Linked DNA regions of Homo sapiens: region 2 is linked to region 1. A link is an interaction called in ENCODE POLR2A ChIA-PET data of the cell type or tissue named here. Cell type or tissue: OCI-LY7. All regions are shown on one strand. Each heading gives the region's core, and the rest is flanking DNA. Links, peaks and the distances in the headings are about the cores only. Region 1 has its middle 14 kb from the start of ACBD3. Region 2 overlaps LIN9 (lin-9 DREAM MuvB core complex component).

Evidence for each region. ChIA-PET counts read pairs that join two places held together with the same protein. Peaks named below come from ENCODE experiments on the same cell type or tissue, not always from the same donor. Only the 100,000 strongest peaks of a DNase experiment are listed, where the experiment ranks them.
Region 2: POLR2A ChIA-PET joins it to region 1 with 7 read pairs; 10 of 35 experiments call an interaction of 5 or more read pairs at or near these places.

What each region holds. Positions count from the first base shown.
Region 1 is chr1:226,198,088-226,203,465 of GRCh38, forward strand. No RefSeq gene overlaps it. Among named protein-coding and RNA genes, the nearest start is that of ACBD3, 14 kb to the left of the region's middle. RefSeq lists an enhancer at 5,361-5,378. In OCI-LY7, for the core only: CTCF peaks have their summits at 3,127 (motif pointing right), 3,331 and 4,491; DNase peaks (open chromatin) are centred at 3,164 and 4,884; H3K4me3 peaks cover 581 bases; H3K27ac peaks cover 1,538 bases.
Region 2 is chr1:226,296,647-226,302,024 of GRCh38, forward strand. LIN9 (lin-9 DREAM MuvB core complex component) reads right to left here. Exons shown (of 15, transcript NM_001366245.2): 2 at 4,527-4,559; 3 at 1,073-1,167. Among named protein-coding and RNA genes, the nearest start is that of LIN9, 9.8 kb to the right of the region's middle. In OCI-LY7, for the core only: no CTCF peak of the experiment used is centred there; no DNase peak of the experiment used is centred there.

The sequences.
Region 1 (5,378 bases), core at 91-5,090:
ACTCTCATGTAAACAGAAGCTGGTCTTCTTTTATATTCAGTTGTGCTCACAAACCTGGCCCAGTTCCTGGCACACAGGAGATGCCCAATCAGTGTTTGTTGAACCGGCTGGGCACGGGGGCTCACACCTGTAATCCCAGCACTTCAGGAGGCCGAGGCAGGTGGATCATTTAAGGTCAGGAGTTCAAGACCACCGTGGCCAACATGGCAAAACCTCATCTCTACTAAAAAAATTACAAAAATTAGCTGGGCATGATGGCATGCGCCTGCAATCCCAGCTACTAGGGAGGCTGAGGCAGGAGAATCACTTCAACTCAGGAAGTGGAGGTTGCAGTGGGCTGAGATCATGCCACTGCACTCCAGCCTGGACAACAGAGCAAGACTCCATCTCAAAAAAAAAAAAAAAGTTTGCGGAACAACTGAAACTGTATGCAGAATTCCTGGCATGGCAATACCAGGAAGTTATAGGGGACCAATATCATCTCAATAGCTTTCTAACTATTAGAACTGACCATTAAAGAGTGCCAGTAATAGCTACCAAACGCCTCAAAAATGCCAGGAGCTAGGCTAAACTCTTTATATACATTGTCTCATGTTAGCTTGCAATAGCTGTTGAAGAATCATTGTCCCTATTTATTCATTTATTTTGAGATGGAGTCTTGCTCTGTTGCCCAGCCTGGAGTGCAGTGGCGTAGTCTCGGCTCACTGCAATCTCCACCTCCCAGGTTCAAGCGATTCTCCTGCCTCAACCTCCCAAGTAGCTGGAATTACAGGTGTCTGCCACCACGCCCGGCTAATTTTTGTATTTTTTTTAGTAGAGATGAGGTTTCACTGTGTTGGCCAGGCTGGTCTCGAACTCCTGACCTCTGGTGATCTGCCTGCCTCAGCTTCCCAAAGTGTTGGGATTACAAGCATGAGCCACCGTACCCAGCTTGTCCCCATTTAAAAATAAGGAAATTCCAGGTTCAGTTCAATTAAAACATAAAAGAAAAATTAGGAAACTATCCAGGCATGGTGGCTCACACCTGTAATCTCAGCACTTGGGGTTCTGAGATGGATGATGGCTTGAGGCCAAGAGTTCGAGACCAGCTTGGGCAACATAGTGAAACCTTGTCTGTACCAAAAAAAAAAAAAGGAAACTAAATTACAGAGGTGGCTGGGGGCGGTGGCTCACACCTGTAATCCCAGCACTTTGGGAGGCCGAGGCAGGCGGATCACGAGGTCAGGAGATCGAGACCATCCTGGCTAACACAATGAAATCCCATCTCTACTAAAAAATACAAAAAAAAATAATAATAAATTAGCCGGGCGCGGTGGCAGGCGCCTGTAGTTCCAGCTACTCGGGAGGCTGAGGCAGGAGAATGGCTGGAACCCGGGAGGCGGAGCTTGCAGTGAGCAGAGATCGTGCCACTGCACTCCAGCCTGGGAGACAGAGCGAGACTCTGTCTCAAAATAGATAGATAGATAGATAAATAAATAAATAAATAAATAAATAAATAAATAAATAAATTACAGAGGTTAAGCAACGTGCATAGGGTGCATGTTATCTATTTACCTGTAGATAGACTTTTGGATTTCTTCAAATTCTGGGCTAATACAAATTAAACTGCTATGAACATTTAGATACAAATCTTTGCATAGACATGATTTCATTCCTCTAGAACCTGATGTGTGTCCAAATCCCATCCTGAAGTTCTAGCAGTGCCTCCAGCCCTGGCTGGTTTTTGCCTCATGCATCTTGCTCACATGTGGGGTGAAATCCATCATTTTCCCTCCACAGATCTGATCAAGAGCATTCCTCAAGGGTATATCCTTGGAAGATCAAGGTCCGTATACAGCTTACCTCCCAAACCCCCATCCCCCTCAGTGGGATCTCCCAGGATATTAATAACGGTTAGTTAATTTTTTCTTTTTTTCTTTTTTCTTCTTCTTTCTTCTTTCTTCTCCTCTTCCTCTTTCTCCTTCTCCTGCTTCCTCTTCACCTTCCTCTTTTTATTTCCTCTTTTCTTTTCTTTCCTCCTCCTACTCTTCTTCCTCTTCTTCTTCCTCCTCCTCCTCCTTCTCCTTCTTCTCCTTCTCTCCTTCTTCTCCTCCTTCTTCTCATTCTTCTCCTTCTCCTCGGACAGGGTCTTGTTTTATTGTTCAGGCTGGAGTGCAGTGGCACTATCATGGCTTACTGCAGCCCCCATCTCCTGGGTTCAAGCCATCTTCCTGCCTCAGCTTCCCAAGAAGCTGGGACTACAGGCATGTGCCACCATACTCAGAAAAATTTTAAACTTTTTGTAGTGGTGGGGTCTCCCTATGATGCCCAGACTGGTCTCCAACTTCTGGGCTCAAGCGATCCTCCCATCTTGACCTCCCAAAGTTAGTTAATGTATTTCACATATACTATGCCCTACACGCTTTATCTATTTGGTATTATTTCTCAAATTTTTCTTGAAGTAGATGTTTATAGGTGAGGAAACAAAGGGTCAGGGAGATCTATAATAACAGAACATTACTCAACAGAGAGGTGAGAGAGGGCAGTGCTAAGCAGAGTAGACTCTAGAGCTGGTTTGCACAATTTTGGAGCCAGTTATACACTATCCTAGCTGTGTGATCTTGGGCATGTTGCATAACCACCCCATGCCTCAGTTGCTACGTCTGCAAAATGGAACAATAGTAATAGTACCTAATCAGGATGTTGTGTATGTTAACACATATAACCACACTTAGAATAGTGACTGGCACAGTTAATTCTCCATAAGTGTCAGCTATTTAATTATTGCTATTTTTATAAAACCCTCCCAGAGTCCTGAGTCAACAAGGGGATAAGAAAGATCCTGTCACCAGATGCCAGAACACAGGCAGAAATCCCAGCTCCTACTCCACATCCAGGCTGCTGTAGGTAAACCACTCAAGGGAACACTACACAAGAAGGAAAAGGCATTCCCAGCTGCCAGAAAACTATTCAAGATAAAATCTAGGTGTTTTTCTTTTTTACTGTAAAAGTACACGTTTGTTGTAGAAAATTTTGTTAACAGAATAATATAAAGAGAAAAATTTAGATAGAATTCTGCCACCAGAAAGCTTCTATTAACACAGGTTCTGTTAATACGATTGTTTCCTAGTGGGGTGCTTTCCTGGCCTGGCCCAGCAGAGGTTGCTGTTTGAGAAACAAAGCCCTCCTCCCATCTCTTTGCTTGGGGCTGGCCAGGGGAAAGCAAGATTTAAATCCAGTCTCATGGCGAGGGGTGCAGAGAGCTCTCAAAAGTGTGCACAGGATAGAGACAGTGTCGAGTGCCCATCAATAAGGGACAAGTGACATACATTATGGTACATCCATTCAGTGGAGTTCTAGTAGTTGTTAACAAGCATGCCCTAAAATGGAAAGATCTCAAAAATATATTACTATGTTACAAAAGCAAGGTGCAGAACCGTGTTTATAGTATGGTTCTTTTTTCTTTCTTTTTTTTTTTTTGAGACAGGCTCTCTCTCTGTCTGTCACCCAGGCTGGTATGCAGTGGTGCAATCACAGCTCACTGCAGCCTTGACCTCCCAGCCTCAAGCAATCCTTCTCCTTCAGCCTTTGGAGTAGCTGGGACCATAGATGTGCGCCACCATGCCTGGCTAATTTTTAAATTTTTAGTAGAGACAAGGTCTCACTATGTTGCTCAGGTTGATCTCCAACTCCTGGGCTTGAGAGATCCTCCCCACTCAGCCTCCCAAAGTGCTAAGATTACAGACATGAGACACCATGCCCAGCCATATAGTAGGGTTCTTTTGGATTGAAATATGTATGTAGATTAAAAAATAAAAATATATGGGATATATATGGGTGAGATTTAACCTTTCATTTCCTACTTTCTGTACTGTTTGAATTTTCCAGTCTTCCACATGCATTATTTTTTAAATGCCACTGAGAATTAACTGGGAAGGAAGATTATGGCTTATTTCAAAAATCTTTCTATTGTGTACATACTTGTATTTTTTTTTTTTTTTAGACGGAGTCTTGCTCTGTTGCCCTGGCTGGAGTGCAATGGCGCGATCTTGGCTCACTGCAATCTCCGCCTCTTGGGTTCAAGCAATTCTCCTGCCTCAGCCTCCCAGGTAGCTGGGACTGTAGGTGCCCACCACCACGCCCAGCTAATTATTGTATTTTCAGTAGAGACGGGGGTTTTACCATGTTGGCCAAGCTGGCCTCGAACTCCTGACCTCAGGTTATCCACCCACCTCAGTTTATCCACCCGCCTCAGTTTATCCACCTGCCTCAGCCTTCCAATGTGCTGAGATTACAGGCCTGGGCCACCGCACCTGGCCCATACTTGTATTTTTTAAAAATAATCTTTTCCTCAAAGCCTATTGTAGGATTTTTTTGAGCTACAGCACCTGTTGCTACCATAGCTGCTATGCCTCCTAGTGCCTGACACATAATAAATATTGAGCAAACATTTGTTCAATGGGTGAATAAATCTAATATAAAGGTCAGAAGCATTTCTTTTTAGCTTTATTTCCCTTCAGAGAATATTTCCTGAATTAAATTTACTGCATCTTCCCCTCTAGTGTTCCTACAGTCCCTGAAGGGCAGGTTAGGTGACAAGGTTATCTTAAACTCACCTTTTGCAGCTTTCCTCTTCTGCCAAAAGCTCAACCATCTGACACATTCATTGCAAAATTATGTAGCTGGGCACAATGGCTCACACCTGTAATCCTAGCACTTTGGGAGGCTGAGGTGGGCGGATCACTTGAGCCCAGGAATTTGAGACCAACCTGGGCAATATGGTGAAACCCCATCTCTACAAAAAATACAAAAAATGAGCTGCGCGTGGTGGCATGCGCCTGTAGTCTCAGCTACTCAGGAGCCTGAGGTGGGAGGATCGCTTGAGTCCAGGAAGTTGAGGCTGCAGTGAACCATGATCGCACAACTGCACTTCAGCTTGGGTGACAGAGAGAGACTCTGTCTTAAAAAAAAAAAAAAAAAGAAGTATGTACTGGTCACTTACTGCAAAGGACAGAACAAAGAGCTGCTGCTAATTTCTTGGAAAGATTTTCCTAGTGAAGTTATTCATTTAACAAACATTAATTGAGCACCTACCATATATTCCTGGCGCAGGATGATTGGGGTGGTCTCTGTTCTAATGTACCCTGAGGCCTGAGCACCATGGATCTCAGCCCTATCAGACCCAAAGCCTCTTTGTTAAACAGACAGTTTTTAATATCCCTTTTACCATGTGAAAGAAATTCATAAATAAAACAACATATGTACCCAATGAATTTGTAAATGTCCTAATTGTAATATAAAGGAGACATACAGGGAAAGTGACTAATAACAAAACTGTGAATGTTTGTACATGACTCCTAGGATGATCATGAAGTGGTCAGAGGTTTGAACCTATCCAT
Region 2 (5,378 bases), core at 264-5,263, 99 kb after region 1:
TGGCTATTTGGAAGAGAAACAGGTGCAGGCGGCTAACAACATATGGGCAACATCCACTCGGGTCTATGAACCCTTGAAATTAAACCCACTCTGGCTGGGCACAGTGGCTCATGCCTATAATCCCAGCACTTTGGAAGGCCGAGGCAGGAGGATCACTTGAGCCCAGGAGCTGGAAACCAGCCTGGGCAACACAAGGAGACCCCATCTCTACAAAAAAAAAATTTTTTATTAGCTGGGCGTGGTGGCACACACCTGTAGTCCCAGCTACTAGGGAGGCTGAGCGGGCAGGATCGCTTGAGCCTGGGAGTTCCTGACCAGCCTGGGCGACAGAGCGAGACCTCGTCTCAAAAAAAGAAAAACAAAAAGAAATTAAACCCACTCAGAGTCTTGATACTCTATAGCCCTGACAGGAATTCCATTCTACACTGCCCCCCTTCCCTGACCACAAGCAGAGAAGAGGAAGGGAATGAAGATGATGGAATTGACACAGTGAGGAAAGCCCCTCACATTCACTGTGGTCAGCTGCCCAGGCTACTGTGACTGCTGCTGTCTATCCCAACTCCAGGACTGTTTCATGACAGACCCTTAAAACCTCCTGGCTACCTGGCAGGGCAGGAGAGAAAGAGAGTTCCTAAAACTGTTAGTCATGTCAATTATATGCTCATCTCTACTTCCCACCTCTAAATGCACTTACCTTTGAGCTACACAATGATTTCTTTTTTTTTCTTTTTGTCTATACAAGATTTTAATACCTTACCACATATATATATTTTTGCAGGTACCAAAGCCATGTAAAATTTTTTGCGTATCTAATAAAAGTATAAGTTGTAGTTTTTGTTTTTCCTATTTAAAGAAACTATTACACAATTACTGAACAAATGCTTACTGATGACCAGATTATCACTGGGTACAGATTAATTTACCTAAATAAGATCAAACAGTGCTTAATGACACTTGAGGTTGGGAAAAAAACTTGTAAATTTTTTACTGTGCTGCAAGAATTTACACATGACAATAATACAGACAACTTAGCTAGAATTATTCTAAAATGTAAGAAAAACTCACTCCTTACCATTTCCACAGCAGAGCTTGTATTCCTGCCTTTCCAAACAGGTGTTTTCTGTAAAGAACTGTACTTTTCATTCCACGTGTTAGATAAGCTTCCTTCTGTAATAAATAGTTAATACTAATGGAATTTTGGCTTAGTTCAAAGGATTTCATACCATGAATACTGTTTTTTTCATAACAGCCATATATCTAAAATATTTAATATGGAAAAAATATACTGACTATAATAATTTTAGATTATTATAAATGAAAAAGCTCTTCCGTATTTTTCTGTCAAACTCTCTAAATAATTTGATAAAGCAATGCATCTTGAAAGTATTAAATGTCCATACTGAAACATGTGCTTCTTTTTCTTTGTTTTTGGATTTTTAATAATTTCTCCATTCCAACTTGCCAAGAACTATCTCATAACTTTTGGTACAATTCTGAAAGCAGGGGAATCAAAAATGGAAAAAGCCTTTTCTAACCTTGAATTTAGAGCACATTTCTTTTTTACTTTTTCTTTGTGTGTGAGACAGAGTACTTGCTCCATCGCCCAGGCTGGAGTGCAGTGGCACAATCTTGGCTCACTGCAACCTCTGCCTCCCAGGTTAAAGTGGTTCTCCTGCCTCAGCCTCCCCAGTAGTGGGATTACAGGTGTGTGCCACCACGCCTAGCTAATTTTTGTATTTTTAGTAGAGACAGGGTTTCTCCATGTTGGCCAGGCTGGTCTCAAACTCCTGACTTCAGGTGATCTACCCGCCTCAGTGTCTCAAAGTGTTGAGATTACAGGCATGAGCCACCAGGCCAGCCTGTATTTAGAGCACATTTCTAAATGTTTTCTGCTTTAATATGTGAATCACTTGATATATAAAAAGGAAATTAGGCCAGGTGCAATGGCTCATGCCTATAATTCCAGGACTTTGGGAGGCCGAGGTGGGTGGATCATTTGAGGCCATGAGTTCGAGACCAACCTGCCCAACATGGTGAAACGCCACCTCTACAAAAAATACAAAAATTAGCTGGGCATGGTGGCACGCACCTGTAGTCCCAGCTATTCAGGAGGCTGAGGCAGAGAATTGCTGGAACCTGGGAGGCGAAGGTCGAAGCAAGCCAGGGTCAAAGCGAGCCAGGGTCGAAGCAAGCCGAGATAGCACCACTGCACTTCAGTCTGGGCAACATGGCAAGTCTCTGTCCCCTCACAAAAAAAGAAAAAGTAAATCAGCGTGGTTATTTCTGTTTTCCTTAATTCAGAGAAATGTCTTCAGAGTTGTACACAAGCAGAAAAGAATTCTATCGAATAGACATATTATGATTTACACATATTATAATGATTAGACATATTGTGAAAATAAAGAGGGGTAAGTTTAATTTTTGTAAAAAAGATGTTTATATAGAGGCATAGAAAACTGGGATGAATATACAAGCTGGTTATTTTTATTTTCTTCTAGTGGCTCATCAGCATTTTCTCATTTTTTCCATAAGAAATGTACGTTACTTATATAAATGATTTATCAAGATGAATGAGTGCCGGGTGCAGTGGCTCACATCTGTAATCCCAGCACATTGGGAGGCCAAAGTGGGAGGATCACCTGAGGTCAGGAGTTCAAGACCAGCCTGGCCAACATGATGAAAACCCATCTCTATTAAAAATACAAAAATTAGCCAGGTGTGGTGATGCATGCCTGCAGTCCCAGCTACTCAGGAGGCTGAGGCACAAGAATCACTTGACCCAGGAGGCAGAGGTTGCAGTGAGCCAAGATATTGTGCCACTGCACTCCAGCCTGGGCGACAAACCGAGACTCAGTCTCAAAAAAAAAAAAAAAAAAGGCAGGGGGGAGAGAAATGAGTTTAATATTGGGAGAAAAAGAATAATGGAATAATTTTTAAGAATCACAAAAGACAAACAAACTGGGGTGTTCTGGAAGACAAATTGTCTTCTCAAGCTAGAAGGATTTAATTTGGTAAATCACCAATCCAAAGCACAATATAGTAGCTTTAAAGACTAAAAGTACTTTGAGAATATTTAGCTTGGTTCCAAATTTATTGACCTACCAGAATCTTAATCAAGAGGTAAAATTTTAAAGAAACTATGTTAAAAAGGTTAGTCTAATGTACCTGCCAAAAGAAATAGTGAGACCAAGGAACATGTCAAACTTTTTCTTAGAATGAGAAAAGTACTATTATTCTTTTATTTTTATTTCAAGACATTATTACTTAGAAAGCAAGATTCTTTTTTTTTTTTTTTGGAATTTGAGACAGAGTCTTACTCTGTCACCCAGACTCCCAGACTGGAGTGTGGTGGCGCGATCTTGGCTTACGGCAATCTCTGCCTCCCAGGTTCAAACAATTCTCCTGCCTCAGCCTCTCAAGTAGCTGGGATTATAGGCACCTGCCACCACTCCCGGATAATTTTGTATTTTTAGTAGAGATGGGGTTTCACCTTGTTAGCCAGGCTAATCACGAACTCCTGAGCTCAAGTGGTCCGCCTGCCTCAGCCTCCCAAAGTGCCGGGATTACAGGCGTGAGCCACCGTGCCCAGTGAAAGCAAGACTCTTAAAAATAAGCTATTACGGGCCAGGTGTGGTGGCTCATGCCTGTAATCTCAGCACTTTGCAAAGCTGAGGCAGCAGGATCCCTTGAGCCCAGGAGTTCGAGACCAGCCTGGGCAACAAAGTGAGGCCTCCTCTCTACAAAAAATAAAGAAATTAGCTGGGCATGGTAGCATGTGCCTGTGGTCCCAGCTACATGGGAAGCTGAGGCAAGAGGATCACTTGAGCCCAGGAGGTCGAGGCTACAGTGAACTGTAATCACATCACCACACTCTAGCCTGTGTGACAAAGCGAGACCCTGTCTCAAAAAATAAATAAACAAAAAATCTGCTGGGCACAGTGGCTCACGCCTGTAATCCCAGCACTTTGGGAGGCCAAGGTGGGCAGATCACTTGAGGCCAGGAGTTTGAGGCCAGCCTGGCCAACATGGTGAAATCCCGTCTCTACTGAAATTACAAAAATTAGCCAGGCATGGTGGCACATGCCTGTAATCCCAGCTACTCAGGGGGCTGAGGCAGGAGAATCGCTTGAGCCTGGGACGCAGAGGTTGCAGTGAGCCAAGATTGCACCGTTGTACTCCAGCCTGGGCAACAGAGAGAGACTGTCTCAAAAACAAACAAACAAACAATTATGCTAACATATAGGTCAGCACAGTCGTTTAACAAATGCTTTTAATCTAAATATTTATGGAATGTTTAATTAGAAAGGTTTTTAATCAATAATTTTAGAAATTTTTAAAAATAATTTCTAACAACTGAGGATCAATTCTCCTATAAAAGCATATTAATTTAAGGTTATCAGTGAAAACCAATACTGAAAAGCTACAATGAATCATAACTTAGAAGGAAAATGGAAACACTATATCCAGATTAATTTAACAAATTAGACTTTTAGCTATGGTATACCTAAAAATGCTATACTTCTTACCTTTTAAACTGACAAGGGCTTTTGCTGAAGAGCCTGCAATTAAAAATAAAACAAATCAATAATTATTTCATAACCAAAGTGAGAGAAAAAGACCTTGGTTTGGGGGTAAAAGTGATCCATTTAGTTTTAGTAATGTTGAGTTTGAAGAGATGGTGGAATGTGCAATTCGAAATATCTGGCAGACAATTCAAACTATAAACCAGAACTCAGATAAAGAAAGAACTGGAGAGAGACATATGAGAGTCTTGCTGAAGTTGTGAGAACTGGAGACCATTCCAGGAGAAGAAAGTGAAGAAACAGAAGAAAGAGGAAGAGTGGGGACAGAGGTAATTTTGGATCCTCATCCAGGCGTGCTGTGGTGCTGGAAGAAAAGAGAAAGGGAACCGACATCCATTGAGGCAAAGACTGATGTAGTAATGGAGTGGAAAAAAACAGGCAATGGAAATGATTCAGGGACTGTCAGAGCAAGCAATAAGTCCCTTGAAAGTCTAGAATGCAGGTATATGTGATACTTCAAGATCTAAGCTGGAAAAGGGAATACAGAATGGCCAAGAGGGGCTAGAATAAAGTTGGAGGGGTCCACTGGATAAAACAAACTCCAGTGTACATTAGAGGCCAGGTATGATGGCTGACACCTGTAATCCCAGTGCTTTGGAAGGCCAAGGTGGGAAGGCTAGCTTGAGGCCAGGAGTCTGAGACCAGCCTGGGCAACATAAGGAGATCCTGTCTCTAAAAAAATGTTTTTAATTCACTGGGTATGGGGGCACGTGCCTAAAGTGTCAGCTACTCAGGGGGCTGATGTGAGAGGCCTGCTGGAGCCTGGGAGGTTGAGGCGGCAGTGAGCTGTGACCG